2 separate regions of the Homo sapiens genome follow, and region 2 is linked to region 1. The links are chromatin contacts, found by Hi-C or POLR2A ChIA-PET in ENCODE. All regions are on one chromosome and are shown on one strand. Each heading gives the region's core, a stretch centred on a gene start or an enhancer-like site at or near the end of the contact. The rest is flanking DNA. Distances are from core to core; before and after follow the strand shown. Region 1 overlaps DIP2C (disco interacting protein 2 homolog C). Region 2 overlaps DIP2C (disco interacting protein 2 homolog C).

What was found. A loop is a pair of places that touch in the nucleus more often than their neighbours do. ChIA-PET counts read pairs that join two places held with the same protein, here RNA polymerase II (POLR2A). Pooled maps may share reads with other maps.
Region 2: a map of naive thymus-derived CD4-positive, alpha-beta T cell shows a loop between it and region 1 (7-fold over the local background). The contact joins two enhancer-like sites. A Hi-C loop is called at or near these places in 3 of 168 maps with a recorded cell type or tissue (CD4-positive, alpha-beta memory T cell, chondrocyte and naive thymus-derived CD4-positive, alpha-beta T cell) and 9 of 50 pooled maps. POLR2A ChIA-PET finds 5 or more read pairs at or near these places in 5 of 52 experiments (CD4-positive, alpha-beta T cell, CD4-positive, alpha-beta memory T cell, activated CD4-positive, alpha-beta T cell and 2 more).

The regions. Positions count from the first base shown.
Region 1 is chr10:331,399-335,316 of GRCh38, forward strand. All of the region lies in intron 29 of DIP2C (disco interacting protein 2 homolog C), which reads right to left. LOC124902362 (a long non-coding RNA gene) reads right to left here. Exons shown (of 2, transcript XR_007062030.1): 2 at 3,627-3,918. Among named protein-coding and RNA genes, the nearest start is that of ZMYND11, 200 kb to the left of the region's middle. Within about 2 kb of position 2,098, at least 4 of the 41 ENCODE cell types and tissues checked have a DNase peak (open chromatin) inside an H3K27ac peak, as active enhancers do.
Region 2 is chr10:468,440-472,357 of GRCh38, forward strand. All of the region lies in intron 3 of DIP2C (disco interacting protein 2 homolog C), which reads right to left. Among named protein-coding and RNA genes, the nearest start is that of DIP2C-AS2, 160 kb to the right of the region's middle. RefSeq lists an enhancer at 1,969-2,484. Within about 2 kb of position 1,997, at least 3 of the 41 ENCODE cell types and tissues checked have a DNase peak (open chromatin) inside an H3K27ac peak, as active enhancers do.

The sequences.
Region 1 (3,918 bases), core at 848-3,347:
TTGATTTATTCTTTTCAAAAGGACACATAGCCCTCTGTGTCTGTGGGTTCCTCACCCCTGGCTTCAACCATGAATCAAAGATATTCATGAAAAAATCTGCATCTATACCTAACTTGTAGATTTTCTTATCATTAGTGACTAAACAACATAGTACAACTATTCACACAGCATTTACATTGTGTTAGGTATTACAAGTAATCCAGAAATTATTTAAAACATGAGAGAGGAAGTGCATAGGTGATGTGCTCGTATGATGCCATTTTATATCAGGGACTTGAGCATCCTCGCTCTTTGCTTTCTGCAGTGGTCCCGGAACCTATCTCCTCCGTGGACACCGAGGGACGACTTTCTAGCAAATAGTGACCTTTCCAAGGGTTTAATACTTTGAGAACAGGGTTAGGCACATAAGGGGTGAATATCAGGCCTCGAATTTTTACTCTGCTGTAAACTGGCCATTTCATCTTAGTTTTAAAAATTTTACTGTGGTAAAACATATGTAACATAACATTTACCATATTAACCACTTCTTTTCTTTTTTTCTGAGACAGAGTCTTACTTTGTCACCCAGGCTAGAGTGCAGTGGTGTGATCACAGCTCACTGTAGCCCTGACCTCATGGGCTCAAGTGATCCTCCCACTTCCCAAGTATCTGGGACTAGAGGCACGTACCACCATGACTGGGACTAGAGACTAGAGGCACATACCACCATGACTGGCTAACTTAAAACTTTTTTTGTGGAGATGGGGTCTCACTATGTTGCCCAAGCTGGTCTTGAACGCCTAGGTTCAAGCAATCCTCCTGCCTCGGACACCCAAAGTCATTTTAACCATTTCTAAGTGTCCCTGGAAGTGGCTTCCTCAAAAATACACATCAGCATTAATGATTTGCTCTGTCAGAATTGTCAGCACACAACGGGCTTGGGAACCCAGTGTGAATTCCTGGCCAGAGAATTTCAAATATACTTGTGAAAACTAAATATAGTTTCACCTCCCTCCTCATCACCATAAATAAGAAATCAACATTAAGAAAACACAAATCTTGACAGCAGAAACAAATAGAAAACCCAACTCATGATTTCCTAATTGCCCTTACCTCACTCAATACAGCAAATTTTGATTAATTGCTGTATTAGCCAAAATTGATTTTTGGCACTGGCAATAAATTCTGCTATGGACAAGACAAACCTACTTAAGAGCAGGTTGCTTATTCTCAAGACATTATTCTCTGAGAATGTTGGGAACCTGAGCTGTTCTTCAGATCTTAACTTCAAAAAGAATAAAAATAGACATTTTGGTAAGTAATACACATTCGCACATTAGCAATTTGATGATTTCAGATTACTAACCTGACAAAATATACCAACAACTGAAAACTCTCCTAACTTGGGAATTCAACAAGACAGGTTCATCTCACCTGGGGGTCCTGGGTCATACCCTGTCTGCCAGCAGGCATGCCATCCAGCCCAGGGTCTCCCTACACACTTGAGTTACTGCAATGAAGCACTTTATTATTTTTTATTGTTGAGACAGAGTCTCACTCCGTCGCCCAGGTTGGAGTGCAGTGGTGCATTCTTGGCTCAATGCAACCTCTGCCTCCTGGGTTCAAGTGATTCTCCTGCCTCATGCTCCTGAGTAGCTGGGATGACAGGCGTGTGCCACCACGCCAGGCTAATTTTTGTATTTTTAGCAGAGACGAGGTTTCATCATGTTGGCCAGGCTGGTCTCAAACTCCTGACCTCAAGTGATCCACCCACCTCAGCCTCCCAAAGTGCTGGGATTACCTGCATGAGCCACCGCACCCGGCCTATTCTTTTTAAAACACCCGTCGGCTTTATTTAGGTATACTTTGCATACCCTAAGTTTCACTCATTTTAAGCACAGAATGGCTTTTAATAAAATTGAAGAGTTGTAAAATGGTCACTACTCTAGAACATTCCCATCACCTGAAAGGGATCCCGTGTCCATCTGCAGTCAGTCCCATTTCCAGCCCTAGCCCCAGTCATCATTCTACTTTGTTTACAAATTTGCCTTTTCTGGACACTGCCTACCACACAGCCACACTTCCCTCCCTCAGCAGGTGCTTCTGAGCTCATCCTGTGCAGAAGCACCCACCATGTGGACGTGGCAGGCGTCACCTGTTCAGTCACCTGCTAGCGGATACCTGGATTGTTTCCTTGTGTTGACCGAGGTTCCAGGGAACTTACACCAAGTCTCTGAGTGGATGTTCGCTTTCCTTTCTCCTAGGAGTGCAGCTGCTGAGTCAATGCAGCAAGTCTGCTTAATTAAGATCATGCCAAACAGTGGCTTCCCCATTTTACATTCCCACTATCAATGTATGAGAATTCGTTTTTCCACCTTCTTGGTTACTGTTGCTTTGCAGTGTAAGTTTTGAAGTCAGAAAACACGAGCTCTCCAACTTTATTTCCTGTGTTTTCGGTGACAGCATTCTAGTGGGTGTGAAGTGGTATCTCACTGTGGTTTTAATTTGCATTTCCCTAATTAACGCTAGGTATCTTTTCACGTCCTTATTGGCCATTTGTATGTCTTCTTCTGGTGAGATATCTATTCAGATCTCTTGCCCGTGTTTATGTTGCTTGTTTCTGAGTTTTGAGTGTTTATTACATAGGCTGGGTGCAGTGGCTCACGCCTGTAATCCCAGCACTTTGGGAGGCTGAAGCGGGCAGATTACTTGAGGTAAGGAGTTCAAGACCAGCCTGGCCAACATGGCAAAACACTGTCTCTACTAAAAATACAAAAAAAATAGCCAGGTGTGGTGGTGCATGCCTGTACTTCCAGCTACTTGGGAGGCTGAGGCAGGAGAATCACTTGAACCTTGGAGGCAGAGGTGGCAGTAAGCTGAGATCAAGCTACTGCACTCCAGCCCGGGTGACAGAGCAAGACTGTCTCAAAAAAAAAAAAAAAAAAAAAGAAAAAATTTATTACATAGGTGCTTAGAAGTGCTTCATGAGATTTATAATTTGCAAATATTTTTTCCCAGACTGTGGCTTGTCTTTCTACTTAATTCTGTCTTTTGATATACAAAAGTTTTAAATTTTGTTCCAGTCCAGTTTATCAGTATTTATGTAGTATACCTTTGATGAACTCTGTGCCTAACCAAGATTATGAAAATTTACTCCTGTGTTTTCTAAAATTTTTATAATTTTTGCTCTTACATTAAGATCTATGATCCACTTGAACTAACTTAGGTATATGACGTTGAGTCAAGGTTTAATCTTTTTTCCTTTTCATGTGAATGTCCGAATTTCCCAGCATCTGTTGTTGGAAAAACTTTTCTTCATTGAATTGCTCGGGTAACTCTATTAAAAAATTATTTGACCATAAATATAAGGGTTTATTTCTGGACTCTCAATTCTGTTTCTCATATATATAATCACTCTATCTCAATGCCAGTACATTGTTCTGGTTATTGCAGCTTTGCAATATTTTTGAAATCAGGAATGAGAAGTTCTGAATTCTCCAATTTTGTTAACCTATTTTAAAACTGCTTTCACTATTGTGGGTCCTTTATATTTACTTCAGGATATTATCAATTTCTGCCCCAAAAAACCCCCAAAAAATAGCCTGCCAAGATTTTGGTAGGAATTACATTGAACCTATAAAGCAATGTGGGGAGAACTACCATTTTAATAATATTGAATCTTCCAATACATGAATACAGGCTATCTGACACAATTTTTAAAAACAGGTGTAATCTTAAAAAATATTTTGAAACAATACCATTATACTCATATGTCTCAGATAAACAATCCTCTATGACAGAAGAAAGCTTTAGGATGAGGACACAAATTATTTGTGTTACTTAACTTTCAAACAATCACAAAGTTATAGAAAATGTACAAGTACGTTTAAAATAATTCTCTCTCCTTGGATTATCTAATGGTGAATCACTGACCTGATG
Region 2 (3,918 bases), core at 747-3,246, 140 kb after region 1:
CATATGCCAATCAGTCATTATTGATTAAAACAAAGATGAGACCAGGTGCAGTGGCTCACACCTGTAATCCCAGCACGTTGGGAGGCCAAGGCAGGTGGATCACTTGAGGTCGGGAGTTCTAGACCAGCCTGACCAACATGGAGAAACCCTGTTTCTACTAAAAATACAAAATTAGCAAGGCATGGTGGCGCATGCCTGTAATCCCAGCTACTTGAGAGGCCGAGGCAGGAGAATCGCTTGAACCCACGAGGCAGAGTTTGTGGCGTGACCTGTGTCACACCACAGAGATCACACCATTGCACTCCAGCCTGGGCAACAAGAGTGAAACTCCATCTCAAAAACAAACAAAAAAAGATGAGTACCCAACTTTTAAAAACTACAACGGCATCCATGGAGTAATAGTGCTTTCCATTATATCTCAAATAAATGACACTTCAAGGACTGTCTTCCTAATCGTTCATAGTATCTTCTACACAGTAAGGCAAATTCTACCACCTGTAACCTATACACAGTAAGCTTGATTCCCTAAAGAGAAGGAGCTGTGGAATTGGAGACCATCATCTGTGCAGGTGCATGAGCTGACACCTTGGTGTCACCCTGGGTGCAGAATTGGAGACCATCATCTGTGCAGGTGCATAACTAGGACATCTCGGATTCACCCTGGGAGCAGAATTGGAGACCATTATCTGTGCAGGTGCATAAGCTGGACATCTCGGAGTCACTCTGGGTGCAGAATCGGAGACTATCCTCTGTGCAGGTGCATAACTAGGACATCAAGGTCACCCTGATTTCCTCTCATGTTCCTCCATATTAACCCAACCTTCAGGTCCTATTGCTATTATCTTTTGAGCATTTCTCAAATCTCACTGGTACTGATTTTTTTTTTTTTTTTTTTGAGACACAGTCTCACTCTGTCGCCGAGGCTGGAGTGCAGTGGTATGATCTCAGGTCACGGCAACCTCCACCTCCCGGGTTCAAGAGATTCTCCCACCTCAGCCTCTGGAATAGCTGGGATTACAGGCATGCACCACCATGCCTGGCTAATTTTTGTATTTTTCATAGAGATGGGGTTTCGCCATGTTGGCCACACTGGTCTTGAACTCCTGAACTCAAGTGATCTGCCCGCCTCGGCCTCCCAAAGTGCTGGGACTACAGGCATGAGCCACAGCACCCAGCCCTGACAGATATCTCTTAAGTACACATCAGTTTCAGGCATTCAGGGTTGTTTGGACTCCCCCACTTTCAGCCCATGCTCCATGCTGCTGCTAAAGTGATCTTCAAACCCTGACTGGCCCCCACTGTCCCTTCACCTAAAATATTCTAGTGGATCCCATCATCTTCAGGATCAAGTCCAAATTCCCGAGCGTGATGCACAAGATGCTATAACCCAGCCGCTCCTACCTAACTTCTTGCCGTTCCCCAAATGTGTCACACTCCCTCATCTTCCTTCAAAATATAGAAGCCAGGCAGTATTTCAGGTGCTTGGCCTACACGAATGAACAGAACAGAGATCCTGGCCTGTGTGGACCTCGTATTCTTATGGAAGAAAGTGAGAGGTGGGGAGGTGGATGGTGGAAGAATGGCTGAGTAGTGGGGTAAATGGATGAAATGTTTGATAGATGGACGGATGGTGGACGTAAATGGATGCTTGATAGGTAAGTAGATGATTGGCGAATATGTAGACAGATGCAGAGAGGTTGATAAATGGATGGATGATTGACAGGTAGGTAAATAACGAATACACAGACATGCAGATAGACAGAGTATCATGTGGTTATAATGGCGATGGAGACATGAGTCAGGATGGGGAACGGGAGAGATTGTGTGTGAAGAGGCGCCATATTTCACAATTTTACAAAAACAGGAGAAATGAACCGTGCTTCTCACGTTGGGTCTAGCTTCCCCTCCAGAGCAGAGCCTGCAGACTCTGAGCTGAAGTGTCGGTCTCCTCCACCCATCCTGCCACTCTCAGCCACCCCCTCTGCCATGTGCCTCTCTCTTCCACACCTTCCTGCCTTTGAAGAGGTGAGGTAAGGTGCACGGATGAACAGAAAACGCACCCCAAGCCAAGAGATAACCATCTCCTACTACACCCACCTCTCTCAGGCTTTTATCAAGAGAGAAGACCGTGAGACAACCACAACCCGCCATGCTTATCTCGTGGAGTAGCTGGGATTGTGAAGATGGCATGATCCGAAGGTAAACACAGGGTTTATCAACACCCCTGCAGCATCGTGGAGAGAGAGAGAATGTAGGAAACACGCAGTGGCGACTGACGCGGATCTCCTGTGTGGTAAGATGGCCGGCCAAAGATGGGCTTGCATCCTCCTGCGAGGAGCGACCCCGTGTGATCGTCAGCCATTGGACAGCCTCCCTGAACTTCAGTTTCCTCATCTATAAAATGGAAGATAGACCCCCACTGGCCTCTGTGAGAACTGAAGCCATGTGAACTCAGCCTGCGTGCATGTCTGGGTGTGTTGTGTGTTCACAGACAGGGTGTCTGCATGGCAGCACTGACACACAGTGAGGGAAGCGTTGGTCACAGGCTGACAGTACGCAGGTGCCTCCACACTCCTGAACTCGACAGGGGCCTCCGAGACACCCACATGAGTAAGAGAAGGTCTCAATATGTGTCGGGGCTTAAGACAGGTGTGAAACAACAGAGGGTGGATTTGGGAACAAATTCTCCTTCATTCCATCCGCACACATTTTCCTGGGTCACAGCCTCCTTGGAGAAGGCAGCAGGGGCGCCCAGGAGGTGGCACCAGCTTTTCATTCAGGCTCTCAGGTGTGTCCTCTTTTGCATGGGTGACACTCTCTGAGGCCATAAAATCTCCTCTCCAGAAAGAGGAGCAGAGCCAGGAGGCCAGGCAGACGGCAACTGAGGATGCAGAAGCAGCTAATCACATGAGCCTGCATGGACAGAGAGATTCATTACAGCACGACTGACACTCACAGGCTTCCTCGACCACCAGGTGAGTTCCGAGACTCACAGGCTTTCCTCGAACACCAGGTGAGTTCCGTCATCCCTTAGCCTCACTTTTTTCTTCTGACACAGAAGACAACAGTCACGACTTCACCTGCTTATCATGAAAGCTCCATGTGAGAACAATGTGAGGATGCCAGTGAAGGGCATTTGCAAAACAAAGGGATTCACGAATCGGGTCCATCACCAGCGATCGCCCCTACCCTCACCGGTGCCCTGGGAACTACAAAAGAATTCACAGGTAATTTTCTTTTAAAGAAGCAACTTTAACCTACATGTTGGAAAAACTCTCTCAGAATAATTCAAACATTAATCACAGCCTGAGTTTTTGTTGTTGTTGTTTTTGAGATGGAGTTTTGCTCTGTTGCCCAGGCTGGAGTGCAGTGGCGTGATCTCGGCTCACTGCAACCTCCGCCTCCCAGGTTCAAGCATTTCTCCTGCCTCAGCCTGATGAGTAGCTAGGACTACAGGTGCCCACCACCACGCCCGACAGCCTAAGTTTTCTGTTGCTAAATTAATGAAATTTCAGCTGGCCAAGCCCAGGTGGCACTGGCAACTCAGTCTCCAGACAACCCTGTGCAGACGGCATCATAAAACACAGATGAAAGACAGGAAACACATAACAATGTATGGTTTTCATTTCTGTTTAGAAAAGTAGACCTAGAAAACAAATCACTGATGGTAAGAAAAAGAAAAAACTATACTAGCAACCACGATTAAAAAGTTATTTAACAGTGACACCTAAAAAAGAAAAATTTGGCACGAGATTATAATCTTTTTAATTAATATGCAATTCTGAATAGTAGCCAACATGGGCTTGTAAACCACGTGAAGAGCTATTTACCGGACACTGGCGTCTCCCGAGAGGGTGTGTCCGTGCAGAAAGCTGGAGGCCCCTCGCGTGCTGCAGGTCCACGCCCACTGCACTTCTG